2 separate regions of the Homo sapiens genome follow, and region 1 is linked to region 2. The links are chromatin loops, found by intact Hi-C in ENCODE. Cell type or tissue: PC-3. All regions are shown on one strand. Links, peaks and the distances in the headings refer to the core of each region. The heading gives the core; the rest is flanking DNA.

Region 1 (6,389 bases), core at 1,600-4,099, 77 kb before region 2:
ACTACCAAAGTGAAAACAATATTCATCATGATCTATTCCTATGTCCTTTTTCTTCATACTGTCTTCCCTACCACCAACAAAAACAACATTAAAAATGGATCAGATCATTATAATACACATATGAAACAATTTTCTTTGGAAGCATTTTGAAGATAACTATTTGTGATATTTGTGTATACTTCAGTGAAGTTTATCATCTGTATAAAGAACTAATCAATGGAATGCTATAAAACAATTTTAAAATGGTCCATTTGGTGTGAAGATTATTCTTTAGTCTACAATGAAACCTCATAATTAAAATACTTTTTGAGCTGGGCACGGTGGTCCACGCCTGTAGTCCCAGCTACACAGGAGGATCTCTTATGCCCAGGGGTTCAAGGACAGCCTGGGAAACACAGCAAGGCCCCGTCTCTTAAATAATTAATAATAGTAACTGTCATTACCTGCAGTGAATGAGATACAGTTTATCACCAACATTTAGAGCTATTATTGTTTAAAATAATATTAACAAATACATTTAAAACTATATTAACAGGCATTAATTAGAAATTAACCATGAGCTAAAATTCATTTTGGCATCCATATGGAAGATTCATTAAAGCATTTAAATATACAGAAGCTTTAGTTAAAGATTAGAAGAAAGTCTAGAGAAATTGACTTAAATTCTAATGAAAGGAAAGGGTACATATTTTATCAACTAGGGAGATCTGTGGGTAGCATCGACTTCAAAATTTATGTCTATTTTTATTGAAGATGGGCCTAGCTTATTACAGTACTCTTCTAATCCTCCTATGTACCTTTTTAAAAGAATTTATTTCTCTACTTTTTACACTAGAGGGTGATATGATGACTGAATGCTGAAGGTTGTAAAACATATATATAGAGATTGACAACCGCTGCGGGGAATGAAGTTTATTTTGTGGGATTTGGGGTAAGGCACAGGAGACGGAAAAAATGAGGTCACAAGGCCGATATCTGCAAAATATCTGAGTGTCCCAGGCACTATGCTACTTGTTTTACATAAATTATTTCACTTAATCCTTACAAAAACCTTGAGAGGTAGGCATGAGTCTTTATTTTACAGATAAAGTAATAGGTTCACTGAGATTATATACTCATGGTTATACAGTAAGTGGTATAATCAGAATTCAAACTCAGATGTGAAAAGTTCTTATCACTCTAATATGTTAGGGGAAAACCCATCTCACCCATTGTCCCCATTTCTCCCATTTCCATTATCCTCCCCACATGTTTAAAATTGGGCTAAATTAGGCTGAGTCAATGTTTCATTTTTCCTCCTTCACAAAGGTAGGGGACATGGCTATTCATTGGGCCATGTTTACTAGTGGATGTTATTCAAGATGACTGCCTTAAATAGCATTTTTTGCTCTCTGGACATGTATATACCAAACAGACTTTGAACTTAAGTTGCTTGTCTTGCAGGTAGACTAGGCCAGGGACTTTCTGAAGAAGCTATCATTCTCTAGAACTCTACAACAGAGTGTAACTTAGAGCCCTGTTATATTTCCAATGTTAGCCACATTATCCTACAAAGCTGCTCAGCAGCTCTGGTCCTAGGAGGTGGTTGGAGAATGGCGGACCAGATACCCTGATTGGTTAATGATCCTATTACCTGATTCCTCTATTGTTCAGAATTTATAGACAAGAAAGGGTCTTACGCCTCTAAACTCCAATACACTAGATGCTTCTCCACACCTCCCCCCACCCTCTATTTATTTATTCTGAAACAGGGTCTTGCTCTGTGGCCCAGATCACTGCAGCCTCAACCTCCTGGGCCCAAATGATCCTCCAACCTCAGCCCCCAAAGTAGCTGGAACCACAGGCGCATGCCATCACACTCAGCTAATTTTTGTATTTTTTGTAGAGACAGGGTTTTGCCATGTTGCCCAGGCTGGTCTCAAGCAATCTGCCCACCTCAGCCTCTCAAAGTGCTGGGATCACAGGTGTGAGCCACCACACCTGGCTATCTTTTATATATATTTATTTTTTGATAAACATTTATTTCTTATTTGAGGCAAATGGATAAAAACGATTTAATTACTAGGAAGAATCTAACAATCAAGATGGGAAAAAAATAGACTAATTTGAGGTAAGGAAGTTATGTGAGAAGAGAACAGGTGGAAGCCACTAAGATAGATATGGAAGCATCAGAAATTAATGCTCAAACACACTTCTCTTCATCAAAAGATCAGGATACCAGATCTGGCCTAATAATCATCTCATTTGTTTTTCATGTTAGTAGAAAATTAGTTGATATTCTGCATAAAATATGTCAAAGATTCTTCAATATGAGCTGGGCATATCTTCAGAAAACAACTTTTTTTAAAAAAATATGATAAGGATGTTGAGAATGAGAGTTAAAACTGAAGAGACAGACATTTGTATCTGGAGAAGCAAGATTTAGAGGAATAGCCAGCACACAACCTCTGCTTTAAAAGCATGTTTTATGGATTCAAGAGAGTATGACCTCTATAAAATTTTTTAACAGCGTCATTTGTTCCTGATTACTTTAGCCTTGAGCTGTAAAATCTTCAATAATGTTTTGTTAAGTGCCACAAAGAAAAGTAGTTAACTGAGCCCTCTGTCCTTTCTATAGGGTAGCTCTTATCACTTCAAATGGGACATAGTATCAGAAAATCATCACATGGCAGAGTCTCTGACTATGTTGGAAATCTTGTTCAGTGATGTTTGTCAAATTCAACCATAGGGGGCAGCATAGCATGTGGAAAGAGAAAGGGGTTTTTTGCTATTAGGCAAATCAGGATTAAAATCTCTCATCACGTAGTGTAATCTGGGGTGGATCATTCGGCCTCTCTGTAACTTTTGTTTATGTATCTGTAGTAGGATCTTTCAAACAGTGTGAGCTTAATAAATAGCAATTCTTGACTACCACTTCCCTTGACTTTTAACATTAAGACAACATGGAATTTTTAACATATATTGCTTGCCATAAGGCTCCCAAAAGAACAAACCTTTAGTGACAAGGGGGGAAAAACTGTCCTCAGAGTGTTGACAGTTTTCAGAATGCTTTCAAAGAATAAAGCAATGCAAGGAAGAATTAAAAATCTTTTTTTCTCATTAATATATTTGCTTATGCAGCATATTTAGGGATGATGGGTAAAATTCAGTCTAGCTGTCCACAGGGTTTGTTTATGAGAATGCCAAAAAATAAAACTTGAAAGGTATCCTGAGTAAAATTTGTAGAAAGCTAATCCTATGTTAACATTTAAAATGGGATTTCATTTCTTATGCCTCTACTCTCAAAAGTCAAAGAAGACTTGAATGAAACTATGGTCTAGGGTAACATCTGTAGAAGTGTCTTAACTTTATAATGATCAAGAATTTAAAGCTCTTCCAAAATAAAGTACTTCAACTAGTGAGAGCTTCTATTTATTGTATTAAAACATGTATACACGGAGAATACTGACATTTTCTTTTTAGGTGAAGCAGTACTCAGTGACTTTTTTTAATGCTGTTGAAAGTGCTCTGGGAATACTCTGGCAGAAGGGTTTCAGGAATGGACAAAAAGGAAAACATTTAGAAAAATTTCAGACTGAAATCTTACTTGTAGAAGGGTATCACTGTCCTGGCAATCAAATAGCTTTGTATTCTTCATGCCATACTTACGAAGGCAGATCATCTCATGATCAACAATATATCAAAAACTATACATACACACTTATATAATAAATGCATACACACATCTATACTGTACATGTGTATATACATAAATGCATACACACATCTATACTGTACATGTGTATATACATAAATGCATACACACATGTATTCCTTCTATGGTTAGAGCCCAGTCCATTCTTGTTATATGTACAGGACAATAATTGTTATTCATGATTCAGAATCACTAGAAAAAAACTAACAAATTCAGTATACTTCGTTTTTAAAAAGGTAATCATCATACACAAAATTTTACATCTTGAAGGTAAAGAAAAGATAAAGCACCTGTCAAACTTGTGAACTGGAAGGTTTCCTACAGAATATAAGGATGACTTTTCCTTTTGGAAAAAGATAATGTTTTGTCTAACTAGCTTTTTTTGCTTTTAATTTAAAGTGTAGCAGAAATCAGCAATAACTCTGCATTGTTCCGCAAGGCTTAGTTTTGATTGAACCTCTTTCTGAAATAAGTTAGTGCAATTGGACCTTAAGTATTAAACCCCTATTCCTCTAACTGAACCCTCAGGAAAAAAAGAGATGTTAAAACTCCCTTTTGATATAGCAACCTTGAAGAAGATGATCAAGACTAGGGGGGCAAAAGGGAGGAATGACACTATAAAAGGTCTGAGCCTTAACAAAGTGGTGCTATAGTTGTTAGTGGTAGAGCCATCTGGCTGAGATCCAAAGCTACTGCTTCAACATCTTGAGACAGGGATGGTACAATGGATGAAAAATCACTACTTGATGTCACGTCCTTCTTAGATCATGCCAGCTAAATAAAATCTGACTTGCAGATAGGCTAGGTAAATTAGGGCCAAACACATTTTAGAAAGTAAGGTTTTACAAGCAGATGTAAAACATGATTTAGCATTTCAATTATTATTAATCCAAGTGTGTAAGATACTTCATTCCAAGTCAAGTTAGGTTAAACGATACGATGTTAAATCAGTTTGTATATTGTTTATGGCCTAAAATCACTGTAAAATGTAAGAAATAAGCAAGTAGGAGTAAGAGGATGAACTACCACAGACATTATGTTAATGTCTATAAAACAAGTATATTCAAGTTAAAATGTTCCTTTCCAAAACATAGTTTAACTTGTAAGTCTACTCTACATGAATATTCATTATTTCTAATTCTCAAATGATAAATAACTAGAACTAATTTGAGGCAACTTCTGAGTAATTTATGCCTTAGAGTGACACTTGTGAATAGCCCACTCTAGCAGCTGCATTTTGTAAATAAAAAGTTTCTTCATTACTTGATTTACACAAATCATGTTTCACCCGAAACCTCTACACCCCACACAAGCTACTAATCCCTGCCCGGGACGCAAGGTTTAGACGAAAATTTGATGTTAATAATTTTTCATAGTAATAGGCTCAATTACTTTCCCTCCATTTGTACTCAGATTGTCCCATTATCAGTATTTCTACTTGTAATACTTTCCATTACCTTCTGTAAGACAAAAAACTAGTTCATTTTATTATTACACATCTTAAGATTAATTTTTAGTAATACAAAGACTGTGAGGAAAGTTTCATTACAATTAAAATAGATATGTAAAGTTTCTCAGGTTAACAATATATTGAATATACTCACTTTTGTTGTTTTTGTATAGAATGGGGAGGAGAGTTGGTGAACGGGCAGGTCCACAATACTACTGGAGTTCGTGACACTGTTAGTATGTGTATGTTCATCTTCTCTGCTACTATCATCAGACTGATCAAAATCGTCACTCTCCTGGTCCATCTCCTCCTCCTCCTCATCCTCCTCATCTTGTTCACCAGCATGTTCTTCATCTTCCTCTTGTTCTTCTTGGTTTCCTGAGGAGTCCTCATCTACCGAAATAAATCTATTATTGTTTTCTTCCAACTGTCCTTGCTGGGAATCATTTTGGCCTCCAGGTCTAGGTTCTACTCCAACAACTTCACCATTCCTTGCAGTGTGCTCCTCCTCTTGTTGTCTGAGTTGCTGTTGCTGTTCCTCCTCTACCACACGATTCATCTGTTCTTCATCTACCTGGCTTGAGGAAGGGTTACCTCTCAGAGAGCCTCCAGTTCGTCGTCTTTTGCTGCCCACAGAGAGCAGTTCCTGATTCATTTCCAAAAGCCAGCTTGCTACTTCTTGGACCTTGGCTAGACTATCAGAAGATGCAAAGGTTTTCACATTCTGCAGGGGAAAATAGGGTAAAAAACAAGATTTGTACAATCTATATTATGTTCTACTTTCATGTTATATGTCTACTTTCTAAATATCATTAATGATTGCAAAAAAGTATTGATGCCACCAAGGCATTAAAATGTTCTTTAGTAAACAATATAGAACATTTCAATTTTAAAAGTTATAAGACTTTATAAAGACATGCACAAAAACCATAGTAAACAACACTAATCCCTTTTAATAATTTTTAGCATGAAGATTTATAGTTTAATTCCTTTGACCAATAAAACATAATATTTCAAGCAAATAAAACAATTTTAATTTTACATCAGTAGTTCATAGACTATATCCTATATAAAACTTCCACAAAATTTTAAGAAGTGTATCAAAAAAAATTTTCAGTGTTCAGTTAATTTGGGAAATGCTGAGGTAAATCAGATTAAAAGGCTTTTTACCCTGGGTATTTCCCAAACTTTTCTGATCACAGAATCTTGCCTTCAGACACAGTTTTCTAGCAGGTAACAATTATA
Region 2 (6,389 bases), core at 2,426-4,925:
ACTTTATTGTAATATTTGTTTTATTGTGATGGTCTGGAACCGAATCCACAACATCTCCAAGATATGCCTGTGATTGCAATCATTATTTCGGAGGTGGCCACTAGAACTCCTTTGAGTTGGTTCTTTTTTACATAATTCCTCAGTTTTTCACCACTTCCTTGTTTTCTGGCTTGCTGTGTGTTTTCCTAAGAACTGGGATCATCTATTTTTCTAAGACATCTTGAATTCTTTCAATGGGGAGCCATATTTAGCAACCAAGATGCATGTAACCATTGCTACTGAGATTGTCCATGCTTCTTATATTTTCTGGTAGACAGAACAGGGTGGGGGGAGAGATATTTCTTTATTTACTCATGGATTCATACCAATATTTCCAATTAATCTGATGTAAAATATTTTTCTTAGTTCCTTTTATTCTATATTTGTCTTTATTCTCTTACAGTGATATATTTTAGTTCCTAATAATATTAATAGGTTAACTTAAAAGTCCCTATCCTATAAGATAAATAAAATAATTTTAAGTTTACCACAAACAATAGACCTACTGAGCTAAGTAAATGAGATCATACTACACAGATCATTCTATAGTTTCATGAATAATGTGGGATATTTTGCCATACCTGGTCACAAAGATCTTATTCTTTTTAATCAGCTTGCTAATATTCTAAAATACAGATGTACCATTTCCCTACTGGTGAACATTCAGATTATTCCAACTATTTTGTTGGAATATTATTATTTGGTATTATAAATAATGCTAAAATTAACATACTTGTACATATATCTTTATGCATATTTCTATGAAAACTAATTTGTGTACACTCTTTGAATTATTTGTACTTATTCATAACCCATTTTTTCAATTTTATTAATTTTTAGAAGGTCTTTATTATGTTTGTTAAAACTTTGCTATATGTTACAAATATTTTTCTACTAGATAGTCTGATCTTGTTAAAATGTTTTCTCTCACAGAATTCCATTGTAATAGAGTCAAATCTGTTTCCCTTTTTAGATATATGGCTCTTTATAGGGAAAAAAAAAAAAAGCTTTTTGAGGCTGGGCGTGGTGGCTAACACCTGTAATCCCAGCTCTTTGGGAGGCTGAGGTGAAGGATCACTTGAGCCCAGGAGTCCAAGACCAGCCTAGGGAACATGAAAAACCCAGTCTCTACAAAAAGTACAAAAATTAGTTGGAAACAGTGGCACACATAGTCCCAGCTACTCACAAGGCTAAGGTGGGAAGATTGCTTGAGCCTGGGAGGTCAAGGCTGCAATGAGCCATGATCATGCCACTGCACTCCAGCCTGGGCAACAAAGTGAGACCCTGTCTCCAAAAAACAAAAACAAAAAACAAAAAAAAACCCTTTCTGTGTTGTGTGTGTGTGTGCACACACACACTTGCATGTGTATACAATTTCCTTCTCAGTTTTTATTTATTTGGACCCTATTCCTGTATCACTAGAATGGTGTTTTAATTACTACACCACTACAGTATAGCAAGCAATACAGTACAATATAACAATACTGGTCTTTATTTTTAAATTTTACACTGGATAGTTTCATTAACATACTCTACAACATATATTTGACAATCAGATTGTCAAACTTCCCGAACTTCTCAAAAGATAAAACAGCTATTTTGACTAGAATTGCTATTAATTTTACAGACTAGAACTTTGAATAGAGTCTACATGCAACACTATTTGGTTTTTCATTCTGAAAAATAGCTCTCTCTTCATTTGTTTGATCCTAGAATGAAGTGTTGTTATTTTCTTCATACAAATCCTATTCATTTTTTAAAATTTATTACTACTTATTTTATGGTTTTACAGCCTTATGATTGGGTTCCAACATCCATTCTACATAAATTTCTAACAACTATGTATAGAGGATTTTTTTTTCTTAAAATGATAAATATCAAATATACAAAATGAAAAATCAAGATTCTTATTAAAGAAAAAGTAACCATCAGCCTTTGCCTTTAAAAGAGATTATAGATAAAGCAAGAATATGACCCTTTTTGCAGTTCAAATGCACAGTATCTACTTGAGGGGAAAAAGAGAAGCTCAGATATGGCAAAGTGCACCATTTTTTATAATTACTTGGCTACACATACAAGGGGAAAAAGGGACAAGTAAACATACTAACAATATTGTAAAAGCTCCACAAAAAGGGAAAATCAACTGCAGAACAACTTACATGTGGCACATTATTCATATAAAATAAATCCACTCACATGGTAATTTTTTAAATTATTAAATGCTCAGACACAAATTTTCCTCAGAACACAACATTTATGCAAAGGAATATATAGAATGGGTACGGTAGCTCATGCCTGTAATCCCAGCACTTTGGGAGGCCAAGGTGGGTGGATCACCTGAGGTCAGGAGTTCGAGACCAGCCTGGCCAACATGGCGAAACCCTGTCTCTACTAAAAATACAAAAATTAACCAGCCATGGTGGCAAGCACCTGTAATCCCAGCTACTTGGGAAGCTGAGGCAGGAGAATCACTTGAACCTGGGAGACAGAAGCTGCAGTGAGCTGAGATCGCGCCACTGCACTCTAGTGTGGGTGACAGAGCGAGACTCTGTCTCAAAAAAAAAAAAAAAAAGTATAAAGCCCAATTAAATGGATGAAGAAAAGAAAACATGAATTCTAGTTAACAAAATTAAACATAGTAATGACAACAAAAATACCAAAAAGACTGGGAAACTATAAGAGCTAAGACCAACATTCTAAATATCTAGAGAAAGGAAGATTTTTGTATTAGTAAAAATAACTTTTTAAAAAAGAGTAAAAGAAAAACATATATAACATAAAACAACAGTAAATACAACATATCAGTTAGATTAAACATACTAGTTATGTCAAGATAAGTAAATAGGCTTAACCTTCCTATTAGAAAAAGTTTCAAATTGCCTATGTGAAAAATATAATTAAAATAACTATAAGCATAGCGATCTGACTATATACCTTCACTGGGCTATACGCTATAAATAAAAAACTGCATAGAAATCTTAAACTTTATTGAGATTATTATTAGTAGTGGTATTGCTATAGTAATTCCAATGTTATATCATGTATAAGACAGAGCAAATGAATAAACATATATTGATGTTATTGGTAAACTGGATCTTCATTATGGAAGAGGAATATGAAACAAGGAAAGAAAAGAACCTTGGTGTCACTAGGAATTCAAATATCACTAGTTTTTAAAAGTATATTTTCTTATTCTGTCTAATGAAAAGAACCAATAGAAGCAATGACACCCAGTAATGCATCCATGATGTTGGCTTCCAAATACCATTCCCCACTAAGAGAAACAAGAACTTTTGGTAAAATAGCCAAGTCCAGGTCTGGGGTAAGAAAACCATAAGGTAAGGAGAGAATGTTTTGTTGTGCCACAAAGCAAACTGGTGCTATAAAAATGAGGGGGCATGTCAAAGAAACAGAAACCAGACTGATTGAGTTCTCGCTGGCTAAATTTTAACAATTTGAGTCACCAAAGGATACACAGTCATGCGTCACATAACCACAGGGATATCTTCTGAGAAATGTGTTTGTTAGGCTATTCCCTCACTGTGCTAACATCACAGAGTGTATTTACACAAGCCTACACGGTATAGCCCATTGCTCCTAGGCTACAAACCTGTATACCATATTACTGTACTGAATACTGCCTGGTAACTGTAACATGGTGCGTCTGAGAATATCTAGACATAGAAAAGGTACAGTAAAAATACAGTATAAAAGATTTTTTAAAATCATATGCCTATATAGGGCACTTACTATGAATGGAGCTTACAGGACTGGAAGCTGCTCTGGGTGAGTTAATGATTGAGTGAAGAGTGAATGTGAAGGCCTAGGTCGTTACTGCACACGGCTGTAGGCTTTGTAAATATACACTCAAACCACACTACATCTATTTTTAAACATTTTCTTTCTTCAATAATAAACCTTAGCTCATATAAACTTTTTAGTTTTTAAACTTTTCTGACTTTTGTAATAACATTTAGCGTAAAACTAACATATTGTACAGCTGCACAAAAATATTTTCTTTCCTTTTATCTTTATTTTACAAGCCTTTTCTATTTTAAAAAATTCCTGTTTTACTTTTAAAACTGTTTTGCTAAAACCTAAGACACAAACAAACACATTAGACTAGCCCTACACAGGGTCAGGATCATCAGTATCACTGTCTTCCACCTCCACATACTGTCTCACTGGAAGGTCTTCAGGGACAATAACATGCACAGAGCTGTCATCTCCTATAATAACAATGTCTCTGGAGTACGTCCTGAAGGAACTGCCTGAGGCTGTTTTGCAGTTAACTTTTTTTTTTAATAAGTAGAAGTACATTCAAAATAACAACAAAAAGTATAGCATAGTAAATACATAAACCGTTAACATAGCTGTTTATTATTATTATCAAGTATTATGTACTGTACACAATTATATGTGCTATACTTTTAGACTGGCAGCACAGTAGATTTGACTTACACTAACATCACTACAAACATGTAATATGTTGGTTGTGACGTTAGTCCTAACATGTTATAACAGCTACAACGTCACTATGCGATAGAAATTTTTCAGCTCCATTATAATCTCATGGGATCAATGTCGTATATGCAGTGCATGACTACATAACAATAATGGATTTTAGTTCACCGAATTAATGAAGAAACCATGAGCCCTTAGTGAAAGGACAGAAACTCCTTTACAGAAAGAAGAATGCCAGCTAATAAATGTGGAAAGAATAATAGATGTAGAAAATCATTTTGCAAGCATCAATGTAACCAATAATTCAGGCATAAATCAATAATGGATGTTAAAAACACTGGGTGAAAGGCTGTTGAGAAACAATGTTTACTCAGTCTCAAGGCATTACCCCACAGATTAATGATTAATTATCAAGGGGAAAAGGATACTTTTACAATAGAGAAATCAGGTCACACCACCTTAACCAAGTAATCAAACTAAACATCATAAATAATGGACCAAACTAATAATTCAGAGGATAAAATAAACAAACTTTAAGTACATACAAATATCAACATGAATAAATCTTGATGTAAATAAACACTGAGTGAAAAAAGCAAGTTAAAAAGTTATGCCAACAGTATATTATTATTCACATTTTAAAAGGAAATCAGTACTGTTTATCTTTTTATACAAATATGTGGTAAAAAGTATTGAAAACTTACAGGATACCTTTAGAAAAGTAATTACCTCTGAGAAGAGAGGCAAAAGAATGAGATTAGTAATCTTCAATTATATTTTTAATTTATTTTAAAAAGTTCTGAAACAGTGATAGCAAAAAGTTAACATTTGTTAAATTTTGGCAGTACAGATACATAAGCATCTTATATTCTTCCTTGTATTTTTTATATTTTGAAGTATCATTTAAAATTGTTAAATTTAAAATGGACTGCTGCTACATAATTTTCAGTTTTAATAGCTATACAATACTTAGTTCTGTAATTCTTGCTGTTTAAAACAACCGTTTTGAAGAACTTTGATTTAGAAGGTCACCAGTGGTTCCTATTTTAATCTTTAATGTAAATTAACAGAAGCAAATTGGCACTTCCAAAATGATTCTAATAAGCAAAATGCATTCCATTTAAACAAATAAAAAATAATGTTAAAAGTATGCCATCCAAGTGGCATTACATCTCCAGTTTAATACTTCCTGTATCTCATATTGCTTTTAAAACTGAACATTCTTTGGAGAATTGAAAGTTTGACTATTTTAATAATTTGCTTTTGTCAATCACTTTGACTAACTCTACAAAATCATCCTATTAAAGTTATTATTTTAAATATCAATTAATAGGTCTATAAAAAACCTACTGTTATAAGACTGGTGCATAAAAAAATATAAATTTTTCAAGTGATTTAGCAGTAATTTAGTTCTTCATCATGTTCCTTAAAAGGCTTTAATCTATAATCTATTTGTAAAAACTTTCTATTTTCTCCTTAAGAGAAGGTCAACGGCTTTCACTTCACTTGTCTAACATAATCATGAATTGAAATAAGAACTCTCAGCTCTTTGGAACGACAATGCTACCAGTATGCCTAGGCCAATAAAGCGATTCGTTCATTAATGCTGCTAATAAAGCAACCTTTTGTTAGTCTATGAAACATCAGAAACCTTACAGACTCTAACTTTGCAATTTTTCCCTGTTTTGCCACATGAACTTAAAAGTTCTCTTACATGCCATTTACTTTAATAACTAAAACACTATCATTCAAAAATTCAATCTTCCACTCTAGGTAAGTTAATAACTTAAAAAATATTCGCTCCAACTGCAGAAATTTCTAGATGAAATTATGTTTTAATTAATTATTCTCTTGTGTTTTCCCATAAAAACCAATCTGTATAGAAG

What was found. Hi-C counts contacts between places; a loop is a spot of excess contacts. Peaks named below come from ENCODE experiments on the same cell type or tissue, not always from the same donor. Only the 100,000 strongest peaks of a DNase experiment are listed, where the experiment ranks them.
Region 1: it touches region 2 in a loop (8-fold over the local background); 2 of 110 quality-filtered maps call a loop at or near these places.

Annotation. Positions count from the first base shown.
Region 1 is chr4:152,406,005-152,412,393 of GRCh38, forward strand. FBXW7 (F-box and WD repeat domain containing 7) reads right to left here. Exons shown (of 14, transcript NM_001349798.2): 4 at 5,299-5,868. The coding sequence starts at 5,799. Among named protein-coding and RNA genes, the nearest start is that of FBXW7-AS1, 72 kb to the left of the region's middle. In PC-3, for the core only: CTCF peaks have their summits at 2,735 and 2,934; no DNase peak of the experiment used is centred there.
Region 2 is chr4:152,482,368-152,488,756 of GRCh38, forward strand. All of the region lies in intron 2 of FBXW7 (F-box and WD repeat domain containing 7), which reads right to left. Among named protein-coding and RNA genes, the nearest start is that of MIR3140, 3.9 kb to the right of the region's middle. RefSeq lists an enhancer at 3,609-3,878. In PC-3, for the core only: no CTCF peak of the experiment used is centred there; a DNase peak (open chromatin) is centred at 3,554; H3K4me3 peaks cover 887 bases; H3K27ac peaks cover 1,482 bases.